Linked DNA regions of Homo sapiens: all the other regions are linked to region 4. Evidence: chromatin contacts called from ENCODE Hi-C or POLR2A ChIA-PET data. All regions are on one chromosome and are shown on one strand. Each heading gives the region's core, a stretch centred on a gene start or an enhancer-like site at or near the end of the contact. The rest is flanking DNA. Distances are from core to core; before and after follow the strand shown. Region 1 holds the start of HTD2 (hydroxyacyl-thioester dehydratase type 2). Region 2 holds the start of ARF4 (ARF GTPase 4). Region 3 holds the start of ABHD6 (abhydrolase domain containing 6, acylglycerol lipase). Region 4 holds the start of DCP1A (decapping mRNA 1A).

Region 1 (2,700 bases), core at 72-2,571, 5.0 Mb before region 4:
CTGCAGGCTGTTCTGACATTAAAGGAGAGGATACCTGGGAAATTATTTTGTACAGACTGGTATTAAATATATTCACCAGGCTCTCCACAGATGTGGGCTCACGAAGTTACTGTCATCGTCATCTTTAAAGTCAGTCTTGTTGTTTGTTTTGAGATGGAGTCTCACTCTGTCGCCCAGGCTGGAGTGCTTTGGGTCGAAGCAATTCTCGCTCCTCAGTCTCCTGAGTAGCTGGGATTACAGGCGTACGTCATCACGCCCAGCTAACTTTTGTATTTTTAGTACAAATGGGGTTTCGCCATGTTGGCCCAGGCTGGTCTCGAACTCCTGGCGTCAAGTGATCCGCCGACCTCGGCCCCCTCAAAGTGCTGGGATTACAGGCATGAGCCACCGCGCCCGGCCTAGAGTCAGCCTTTTTTAGTGGCTGCGCAGGGATGCTCCTAATCTGACCTATTAGTAATAAATCTGATTCTCCCTACTCCCCCGCTTCTCCATCCCTACGGCGGCCAGTGAGTCTATTAACATCTACTCAAGCTACATCATTCCTCTGCTCAAAATCTTGCTATGGTTCCCGTTTTATCCAGAGTAAGGCCAAAGTCCTTAGAGCAGCCTGCAAGGCTCTGCCTCACCTGCAGGACTGCTCCCTCTACACCTCTGACTTCATGTCCTGCCATTCTCCCTCCGCTCAATCCCCGCCACCACACAGGCCTAGCCTAGCTCTTTCTCACGCGCCAGTCTCGCTCCCACCGCTGGGCCTCGGCTCTAGCTTTTCCCCATGCTGGGAAAGATCTTCCTCCAGGCAGCCACCGGACTCACACCCTTGCCCCCTTCCTGGCTTAGCTCAAATCTCAATCGGGTTGGCCCAGTGCCCTTCTCGGCTAACACCGCACCCCACCCCCATGCCCCGTCCCTGCTTTCTTCTTCGTAGCATTTGCCTTTTTCTATGACAATTATGTAACTCGTTTATCTTTATCTGTACTTCCCCTCCCCACCCCAACAAAAGTCCACTCCAAGAATCTTGCTATCTTGTTCACTGCTGTTTCCCAAGGCCCTAAAACACTGGGTCGTGCACAGTGGGCGTGCGACGTACAATTTTTGGACTAAATCAATCACTTTAAAAAGCTCAATATCCTTACTGCTGAGCACTTGGGTGGCTTTCAATATTTTTCAACAACCACTATTTAGCGCTCACCTCGCGCCGGGCGCATGGAGAGCGCTCAGGACACGGTCCCGAAGTCTCGCCCGGGCCTCTCGGCCACGTTCTGCGGCCGAGACCCTACGCGGCGCCGTACAGAGGCCCTCAGCGCCCGGGGTCGGAGAGGACAAGCTACCCAAGGCGCACCGCCCGCCCCGCGCATGCGCCCGGGTCGCGGCCAACTGAGACGGCTCCCAGACAACCGCCGCTCTTTGGAAGGCTTCCACCTACCCACTCTTCGTCGGACTAGCCTGACGCCTGACCAGACTCCTATTCGCCGCAAGGACCCGCCAAGGCTTGGGGCTCCCCGGCAGCAGCCACAGCTGGGCCCGAGAAACTCCTGGTGTCTTTACGTTTGGCTTCTCCTCGTCCCGCCCCACGAAGCGTGACGCCCAGGCGGATATGACGTCACCACGCGGCGTCGTCCTAAGGACCCAGGCGCGAATCCTGATCCGGAGCTGAGAGCGGCCGAGCTCAGCGCCCTCTGGTGTCCACTCCGGGAAAGCCGTGTGTGCAATTTGCTTGGGGTGCGGTTTAGGGCGGGTTTTTTCCGCCTTGGACGGTGCTTCATAGTTATCCATTTCTTCATGCATTCATTCATTCATTCAACAATTTTTTCGTTGTTTTTTTGAGACAGTTTCACTCTGTCGCCCAGGCTGGAGTGCACTGGCGCGATCTGGCTTACTGCTACCTCCGCCTCCAGGGCTCAAGCGATTCTCCCACCTCAGCCTCCTGAGTAGCTAGGACTACAGGTATGCTCCACCATGCCTGGCTAATTTTTGTATTTTTAGTAGAGACGGGGTTTCACCATGTTGGCCAGGCTGGTCTCGAACTCCTCGCCTCAAGTGATCTGCCCACCTTGGCCTCCCAAAGTGCTGGGATTACAGACGTGAGCAACTGCGCCCGAGTCATTCTACACATTTTTTTCATTATATTATAATTTATTTATTGAGATGGAGTCTCGCTCTGTCGCCCAGGCTGGAGTGCAGTGGCGCCATCTTGGCTCACTGCACCCTCCGCCTCCCTTCAAGTGATTCTTCTGCCTCAGCCTCCCAAGTAGCTGGGACTACAGGCATGCACCACCATGCCCAGCTAATTTTTGTATTTTTAGTCGAGACGAGGTTTCACCATGTTGGCCAGCATGGTCTCAATCTCTTGACCTCGTGATCTGTCCACCTCGGCCTCCCAAAGTGTTGGGATTACAGGCGTGAGCCACCGCGCCTGGCCTAATTTTTGTATTTTTAGTAGAGACAGGGTTTCACTATGTTAGCCAAGCAGGTCTCAAACTCCTGACTTCAGGCAATCCACCCACCTCGCCTCCCAAAGTGTTGGGATTACAGACGTGAGCCACCGCGCCCAGCCTACAAAATTATATCTAGCATCTCCTCTCCTCAAGATCTCCTATGTCAAGCACTCCCCAAAGATAGGACCCACTCTCAGTGTCCCTTGTGACTCCCAGCACATAGTAGGTGTTCTATCTAGGCCGTCCTGGAAAGACCCACAAAGTA
Region 2 (2,700 bases), core at 16-2,515, 4.2 Mb before region 4:
TGGGTTTCACCGTGTTAGCCAGGATGGTCTCGATCTCCTGACCTCGTAATCTGCCCGCCTCGGCCTCCCAAAGTGCTGGGATTACAGGCATGAGCCACTATGCCCGGCCAGAAGTTTTTGCTTTTAATTGCCCAGGGCCACTCCTAAGAAATAACAGTCTCTGAAGGGTAGATAAGGTAGTGCTACCAAGAGAAGCGTTACTCAGCAAGCCTTCAAAAATATAAAAATAACTTACTGTTTCTGAAAGTTTGCAAGTTTTTCTTATTCAACCCCATCCTATGGAAATATACCAGTTGGAATAAGCAACTACAGAACCACATAGGACGGCACTACTAGAAAAATAGATTAAATCTTTATCCTGGCAATGAGTCTAATACATTTATCATTGCTGTGAATTTTAAAAGGTGTAGCAGGCCGGGCGCGGTGAGTCACCGCGCCAGGCCCGATCATAAACACTTTTAAAGTGAAGAGGCTTTCCGCTTCCTCAACATAAGGAGTAAATCTTTAATGCTGCTTCTAGGAAAAAAAGTACAAGAAAAGCAAGACTTCCTCCTTGCCTTCTCTTTAAAAAGCAACAGCCGATGAACACGTGTTGGAGCGCTCTCGCCTTGACAGAATTAGAGATCTTCAGAATCACTTGGCGTGGTGGTCGAAGCGTCTAGCCCTAGCTCATTAGGGTGCCACAGTTTCTCGGCCCACAAGTCAGCTTTTAACCACTTTTCTCCGCAAAAGACCGGACCGGTCTTCATGCGTCAACTAAAGCAAGCGTCTGGTCCCGTGTGTGAAACGTGTAAGTTCATGGCATCAGGGAATACCCATCGCGCGTACCGTAATAGAAGAGGGCGAGGTTCCTCACCTAACCCATAATGCTCAGCTCGCCTTTCCGGAAGCAAGGACTATCACCCCGACAATACCTTCATCCGGGCGGAAGCGTCTCACCCTGAGTCTGATTTGGCAGTGACGAAGCGAGGTATTGTGGGACTTTGTCCGTCTCCCAGTACGCATGTGCCTCAGCCGGCCTCTCCCGGCTCCTGGGGCCACGTCCGGGCGGTGGCGCCGTCGAGAGATGCTCGTCAGCGAAACTGGCCAATCCCCTGCAGGCGCAAGCGCAGTGGCTCGGGCGCACCGGAAGCGCAGGGGGATGGGGCGGCGGTGACGCGATTCTGTCCGCGTTGGAGGGGCCGGGCCGCTGCTGGAGTCGCCGCGGCCGCCGCGTGACGTGGCACAGCCAGAGCCTAAAGGCTAGAGCCGGAGCTGCCGCGCCAGTCGCCTAGCAGGTCCTCTACCGGCTTATTCCTGTGCCGGATCTTCATCGGCACAGGGGCCACTGAGACGTTTCTGCCTCCCTCTTTCTTCCTCCGCTCTTTCTCTTCCCTCTCGTTTAGTTTGCCTGGGAGCTTGAAAGGAGAAAGCACGGGGTCGCCCCAAACCCCTTCTGCTTCTGCCCATCACAAGTGCCACTACCGCCATGGGCCTCACTATCTCCTCCCTCTTCTCCCGACTATTTGGCAAGAAGCAGATGCGCATTTTGATGGGTGAGTGAGGGGCTGCGAGTCAGGCGGGACCTGGGAAAGGCAGGGTCTCCACAATTGGGGTGGCCTCTGGGCCTGTTTTTTTCCTCCGCCCGCTGTGGTGGGGGAGGGGCGCCGGGTCGGGGGTCGGAAGGAATTCTTAAGGGGGAACAATGGAGCGGAGGGTGAGCGATCCCCCCCGCCCCCGATCTGTCGCCAGACGAGACAGGGACAGGGCTTCGGGCAAGATTTCTTTCTGGACTCGGCTTTTTCTCCTTGATCTTATTGAAAGCTGGACAACATTGGGCAGAGATGTGGGGAAAGCCAACTCTGGGAAGCAAACACTTGGCGAGGCCCTTTCTGGGGGTGCGATCTGCATACCTTCTTGCCCGGGTGTGGACAGCGGTCAGGAGGGAGGCAGAGCAACTCCAGCCTTTTCCCTCCCCTTCTGCGTTTCGTGTACAGTCCCTGCATACTCCATTGGTATGTAAGCCAGCGGCCACCCGGAGCCTGGAGCCGCCCGGGGCAGGAAGTTGCGGTGGCCAGGGAGCACCCAAGGTTTCCGAAGAGTCTGGAGTCCTTCAGCGCTCACTTTGCTAAACTTGGCCTTGCGCTGGATTCCGTTTCAAGTTTTTCGCTCCTTGTTAATCTCATTCTCCGAAAACTGAGCTTATCTTCTATTTCTTTGACTATTTTCAAAAACTTTAAATGTGTTTGGTTTATTCTCCTAGGTTTTTAAGCTTATTTTTAGGCGGTCTAAGGTCTAATGCAAAAAAATTTTAGAAACGAATTTTTAAAAAATACCTGATAAATTTTCAAGTAACTGAACATCATGACGCTGAATTTTATGGTAGTCTTGTTAAATAGTAACTACAATTTTTTTAAAATTTCTTTTTAGAAAGTTGACTTTTTAAAAACTACTTTTTAGGGGGCGTGTTTTTGCTCAGCTGAGGGAGAAGGGCTGTCAGTTGGCTGAAGTAAGCAACCGCTCCCGGTTACTGTAAGCAGTCTACATCACAGCTGAGCTCCATGGACTAGAATAACGCTGAAAGAAGCCCCTCTAACTTTGAACGTTGAAACTTGTTGGTTCATTAGCTTGTTTTCTACCGGAGGAGGTTTTATTTTTCTCTTCCTTTTTTTTTTTTGCAGACGGAGTTTTGCTCTTGTCACCCAGGCTGGAGTGCAGTGG
Region 3 (2,700 bases), core at 50-2,549, 4.9 Mb before region 4:
GACTCACTTCGTGTCTTGGGAAGGTACCACCTCTGGAAGCCTCATATTCCTGCTCTCAGGAATGGGCACAGCGGTGGTACCTACCTCAAGGGGCTGTTGGGGAAAGTATGGCAGGTAATTCTTTTAAGGGGCTTAGGACAGGGCCTGGCACACAAGATTTGCTTATTCTATGTCAGCTATTATTCATTATAAACTACTTTAAACTCTTAGCCAGGTGGAGCCACTAGGGATTTCTGAGCAGGCGGGAGCAGCGGGGAGGGGGGCGGCGAGATAAATGAGGGCCTCCAGGTCCCAGCTGGAGTAAGACCCCCACTTTATTTCCTCTTCCTAACCACCCAGCTCCTGGGGCATACAAAGGGCTCAAAATACATATTCTCTGCATGCACAGTATCTAGACCCTCTGGCATCCTCCTCTTCCCCCACTCCCCCATGCCTCACTCTGTCACCTGGCCTCGCTGTGGGCTCAGGGGCGCAAACCCTGCACGTGCACTGCCCTGCAGCCGGCGTTACACAATCCGCATTTCTAAGGCAGCCGTGAAACCTGTGTCGCTGTAGGCGGGGGACCGCAAGTTGCCGGCGGGTACCTGGCTGGACAGCATCCTGATTCAAGTGTTTCGACACGGAAGGGGCGCAAGGGCACGGGAGCCGGGGCAGGCTGGGGAAAGGGAAGCTGAAAGGCTGCTGGGGGAGGGGAGTAGCGGAGCGAGATCTTGGGGACGGCGCGGAGGCGGCGCGTGACACGGAGCAAGATGCTATCTGGGTGGGCGAGCTGCAGTCCTTCTCCAGGAAATGGGGGAAACAGGGCTGCAGGACCCCAAAATCCTCTCGGCACTGCGAGGGGCGCCTAAGGGCTGCTGCGGGCGCAGGGGGTGGGGAGGCGAAGTAGAAAGAGGGTGCAGGTCCCGACCCGTCCTCACTCTGTCCCCCGGCTTCAAGAGGCTGGCTGGACCCAGGAAATGGGGCGCCGGGTTTCGGGCATCTCAAACCTATCCAGGCAGCGGGAGGTGGGGGCAGCGCCCGCGCGGGGAGCGGAGTGGAAAGGCAAGTGCAGATCGCCGACTCTTTCCACTCGATGCGCCGCTGCAGGGAGACACTGGGGGAGAGGTCACGGGGCCATCAGGGCGCCCCATCCCCCTAGGAGCGCACCACCGCCCGCCCGCCCGCCTCCGCTCACCTGACCAGCCTCAACCGCCTGGGTCCCGCCGCCGGGCCCGGACCCCGGCCCTCGGTCTCTAGCCCCGGGCTGGGACCTGCCGCCGGGCTCCTACCCGCGCCGCTCCCAGCTCCGGCGCCCAGCCCAGCTGGACTCCTTAAAGGCGCAGCGTGCCGGTTCGCGTCCTCCGACAGAAAAGCCGCCCCGCCCCGACCCGGCGCCGCGCGCTGTCCCCCAGCGGCCGCGCTCTGTTTGGGGGCTCCGGGGCGCTTATCCCCAGTTCCTCCGCGCGCTGCCTCACAGCGTTAAACCCGGAGGGTACAGTTAGCGTCTCGCACAACCCAACGCCGGCAACTGTCTCCTAGCACCCGAAAGCCACGGCGAGAGCAGGATCGCCTACAGAGGTACCGGGGGCGGAGCCCGAGCGCCCGGTCCCGCCCCCGCCCCCGCCCCCGCCCCCGCCCCGCCCCGCCCCGGAACGCACACGGTGGCGGGGCGCGGGGAGGGCCTCTGAGCCCGCAGAGCCACACACAGTTCCACATCCCCGGCCCGAATTCTTCCCGGCACTGTTTCACTTACTGAGCACCTACTGTGTGCCTGGCGCGGCTGGGCATTAAACCCGCCAAAGTGACTCAGGCAGGATCTCTGGATCTCTGCCCCGAAGGGCATCAGAGAGAAAGGGACAGGCAGGGGTTCTCAGGCAGCAAAGCAACACTGCTTGACATCGGTTGTCTCACGTAATCCTATGAGGTAGGCACTGGGGTCGACTTCTTTTCTCAGAAGACACCGAGGCTCAGGGAGGTGAGGGGCTTGCCCTGGATAGTCCAGGAAATGGGAGAAATGGGGGCGCAGGAGCCCCCAAATCCTCTGGACACTGCGAGGGCTCCACCCCAAGGAACACCGTAGGCGCTCATGCTCCCGCCCTGGCTCTCGGGTGTTTGGAGACAGTTGCCGGCGTCGGGTTGTGCGGGACGTCAGACTGTAAGGACTGAACTGGGAATTCCAACCGAGGATCGTCTGACTCCAAAGCTATACGGGAGAAATGGGCACCTGGAAAGGCCTTCGGCCACCTCTGGTTAAACCCCTGCTATGGTCGTTTCTTTCTTTTAGGGACAGTTAAACCCCAGCTTGGCCTGGCTACTCTTCCGTGTTTTCCATGTCTCAGTTTAGCTGCCACTTCCTCCAGGAAGCCTTCAGTAAGACCCCTTTGGGCTCACACTGCACTGTGGGCTTCTTTCATCAAAACATGTATTCGTTCATTTAACAGATATTTACTACACCTGTTAGGGGCCTTAGTGGCACCCAGATCTTCCTGCTGCACTGAGTGCTTGGCCTGCCACTCCAGACGTCAAGGGGCCAGGGCTCAGCAAGACTCTCTTGGCCGTTTAAATCCCCCACAAAGGCAGCCTTTGGGCCTCAGCCTGCCAAGGCCTCCACGCTGGTGGAGCCTGGCTGAGTGGTGCAGGTCCTGGGTTTTAAGAATAGGACACAGTCAAGAAGTCCCGGAGAAGTGGCAAAGGGGCATCTCTGAAGCCACTAGTGATCCC
Region 4 (2,700 bases), core at 139-2,638:
AGGCCAAGGAGGGCAGATCACCTGAGGTCAGGAGTTCAAAACCAGCCTGGCCAATGTGGTGAAACCTCGTCACTACTAAAAAAAATACAAAAATTAGCTGGGCGTGGTGGCGGGCGCCCGTAATCCCGGCTACTCTGGAGGCTGACGCAGGAGAATCGCTTGAACCCAGGAGGCAGAAGTTGCAGTGAGCTGAGATCGCGCCACGGCACTCCAGTCTGGGCGACAGAGCGAAACTCCATTTCAAAAAAAAGAAAAAGAAAAAGAAAAAATTAGCCAGGTGTGGTGGCGGGCGCCTGTAATCCCACCTAATTGGGAGGCTGAGGCAGGAGAATCGCTTGAACCCTGGAGGCAGAGGTTGCAGTGAGCTTGAGATTGTGCCACGGCACTCCTGCCTGGGCAAAAGAGCGAGACTCCGTTTCAAAAAGAAAAAAAGAAAAGGGCCGGGCGCGGTGGCTCAAGCCTGTAATCTCAGCACTTTGGGAGGCAGAGGCGGGTGGATCGCCTGAGGTCAGGAGTTCGAGACTAGCCTGGCCAACATGGCGAAACCCCGTCTCTACTATAAACACAAAAATTATCAGGGCATGGTGGCGCGCCCATGTAATCCCAGCTACTGGGGACGCTGAGACAGGAGAATCGCTTGAACCTTGGAGGCGGAGGTTGCAGTGAGTCGAGATCGCGCCACTGCACTTCAGCCTGGGCGACAAGAGTGAAACTCCGTCTCAAAAAAAAAGAAAAAAAATCCACTTGTACCTTCTGCTAATCAGTGTATATATTCAAGGCAACTTGAATCTATGCTCCTGGGGTGCAATCCTCAAGCTTGGCCCAAATAAACTCTCTGCTTGCATTTATTTTGCCCCAGAGTCTTCTTCCTTTTAGGTCGACACATCCATATCTGAGACCTAGGGTAATTTTCTGGGCTTCTCGCCTCTCCCTTTCCCCCATGTTTTTCTGTGCTCTCTAAACGGGCCCGGTAGAGTCCCGCATTTCCACATTCCACAGACATGTTTTCCTTCTGTGGCCCCGGGCCCTGCCAGACAGCGCACCGCGAGGCCGGCACTTCGGCGGTCTCCAACCTTTGCCTGGAAAGAGCTCGGCAGGCGAGCTAGAGGCCAGATCCCAGGACCCAGTCGTTTTAGCTCAGGGAAAGGAAGCGCCGGAGCTCCAGCCTGCAAGCTCCACTACGCAGCCTTGGACACCGCCCACATCGTAGGGCCGCGGACCCTGACAACGCCGGAACCCGGCGCCCGGAGCGTGCGCGCGGCGGACCAGAATGGCTGACGTACCGCCCTGCCGCGAGGCCCGCGTAGAGGCGGAAGTTGAGGGGACTGACGCAGATGGGGGAATTTTGCCTCGATGGCACTTTCCTGTCCGCGACTCCGCCCCCACCAGAGGGGCTAGGCTCTGGGATTCAAGATGGAGGCGCTGAGTCGAGCTGGGCAGGAGATGAGCCTAGCGGCCCTGAAGCAACACGACCCCTATATCACCAGCATCGCAGACCTCACGGGCCAGGTCGCTCTGTACACCTTCTGCCCCAAGGCCAACCAGTGGGTGAGTGCCGCCTGGCCCTGAGGACGGCCACCCGGCCGCTGCCGTCTCTTAAAGGGGCCGCGCGGGTTACTGTGGGGTGGGGGGGCACACTAAGAGGCCAGGGCGGTGGAGACGAGGCCAGGGTCTGGCCAAGAGCCTAGCCAGAGCCTGAGGGGTGTCGGGTCCGCTTGGGATTGGGGGATAGGAGTGAGAGAAGTGGCTCGAGACATCCCAAGGAAAAGCCAGTGGAGGGGAGGATTGGAGCAGGATCAGTCCCTTGGCGTCGGGTCTGGGGACGTGGGCGACCTGCCTTCTTTGCAGATACATTGGGAGTTATAAGACCGGTGGGGTCAAAAGGGTGCCTGAAAGCTTGTGTTTGAGGCTTTGCGGATTATTAGATAAATTATATGTACATTATCTATAAAATAAACACTCCTCCTCTCCCCCTGGCAAACGTAAATGAGAGCCCCTGTCGCAGAGGTCATTTGGGTTTAAAGTTTAAAATCCAATTAGTTTCGATTCTTGGAAGGAGGGGGTGGGTGGGTCCGGCTTTAATCGAACTACACAGAGTTTCGGAAAAGATTCCAAGGCACTTAGGAAAAGGGCTTCCGTGTTCACTGGATCCCCGAAGACCTTTGTACAAACAAGAGAGACCCTGTAAATGTGTTTTGTTCCATCTATGATGCTGGTGATGTCATCTCTGAATGCTCCCCTCGGACTCAGTACTTTCTGGCTTTCGTGCACTGGGGAGGGTCCGAAAAGTCACATTCAGTGTGTTCACTGATTCTTGTTAGCCCCTGCTTGAAGCTTTGTTAGTTGTTTAAAAAGCATAATTTCCCACTTTCTTGTAATTGACCCTTCCTAATTAACTCATTCAGCTACAGGCTTTACACTTAGAAAGTAATACGTAAATGCTTGTTGGATTGAATTCACCAATGACTGGAGTTCACATTTCAATAAGATACGAAATCCTTAAACTGACAGAACTCTGGAAGATGACCGTAGTATGTCGTTTACCCTATAATACAGTTGCATAGATTATATTTATCAGTAATTTATCGAAAATCATTTGGCATTTATGAACAGTTAATTCAGATGAAGAGTTTTTATAATCACGTTGTTTATCTTTGCCTCCTGGAAGAGAAGGAGATATGGGAAGCCACAAGGAATAAA

The links. Hi-C counts contacts between places; a loop is a spot of excess contacts on that map. ChIA-PET counts read pairs that join two places held with the same protein, here RNA polymerase II (POLR2A). Pooled maps may share reads with other maps.
Region 1: a loop to region 4 is called in a map of CD4-positive, alpha-beta T cell, with 16 times the contacts of the local background. The contact joins the promoter of HTD2 here to the promoter of DCP1A in region 4. A Hi-C loop is called at or near these places in 3 of 168 maps with a recorded cell type or tissue (CD4-positive, alpha-beta T cell, CD4-positive, alpha-beta memory T cell and naive thymus-derived CD4-positive, alpha-beta T cell) and 10 of 50 pooled maps. POLR2A ChIA-PET finds 5 or more read pairs at or near these places in 2 of 52 experiments (CD4-positive, alpha-beta T cell and WTC11).
Region 2: a map of CD8-positive, alpha-beta T cell shows a loop between it and region 4 (22-fold over the local background). The contact joins the promoter of ARF4 here to the promoter of DCP1A in region 4. A Hi-C loop is called at or near these places in 1 of 168 maps with a recorded cell type or tissue (CD8-positive, alpha-beta T cell) and 7 of 50 pooled maps. POLR2A ChIA-PET finds 5 or more read pairs at or near these places in 1 of 52 experiments (activated T-cell).
Region 3: a loop to region 4 is called in a map of sciatic nerve, with 16 times the contacts of the local background. The contact joins the promoter of ABHD6 here to the promoter of DCP1A in region 4. A Hi-C loop is called at or near these places in 2 of 168 maps with a recorded cell type or tissue (sciatic nerve and vagina) and 8 of 50 pooled maps.

What each region holds. Positions count from the first base shown.
Region 1 is chr3:58,305,141-58,307,840 of GRCh38, reverse strand. HTD2 (hydroxyacyl-thioester dehydratase type 2) reads right to left here and starts at 1,321. Exons shown (of 5, transcript NM_001348712.2): 1 at 1,190-1,321. It overlaps RPP14 (ribonuclease P/MRP subunit p14), which reads right to left and starts at 1,596. Exons shown (of 6, transcript NM_007042.6): 1 at 1,424-1,596. RefSeq lists enhancers at 1,031-1,160, 1,281-1,540, 1,731-1,810.
Region 2 is chr3:57,595,909-57,598,608 of GRCh38, reverse strand. ARF4 (ARF GTPase 4) reads left to right here and starts at 1,265. Exons shown (of 6, transcript NM_001660.4): 1 at 1,265-1,535. The coding sequence starts at 1,469. ARF4-AS1 (ARF4 antisense RNA 1) reads right to left here and starts at 820. Exons shown (of 2, transcript NR_132370.1): 1 at 558-820. It also overlaps a transcript of PDE12 not described here. RefSeq lists enhancers at 242-947, 462-1,021, 1,042-1,291, 1,302-1,371, 1,562-1,611 and 4 more.
Region 3 is chr3:58,236,391-58,239,090 of GRCh38, reverse strand. ABHD6 (abhydrolase domain containing 6, acylglycerol lipase) reads right to left here and starts at 1,299. Exons shown (of 10, transcript NM_001320126.2): 1 at 1,175-1,299. RefSeq lists silencers at 1,058-1,547, 1,558-1,727 and an enhancer at 949-1,888.
Region 4 is chr3:53,346,231-53,348,930 of GRCh38, reverse strand. It overlaps DCP1A (decapping mRNA 1A), which reads left to right and starts at 1,388. Exons shown (of 10, transcript NM_018403.7): 1 at 1,388-1,548. The coding sequence starts at 1,414. RefSeq lists enhancers at 894-1,663, 1,199-1,789, 1,790-2,380.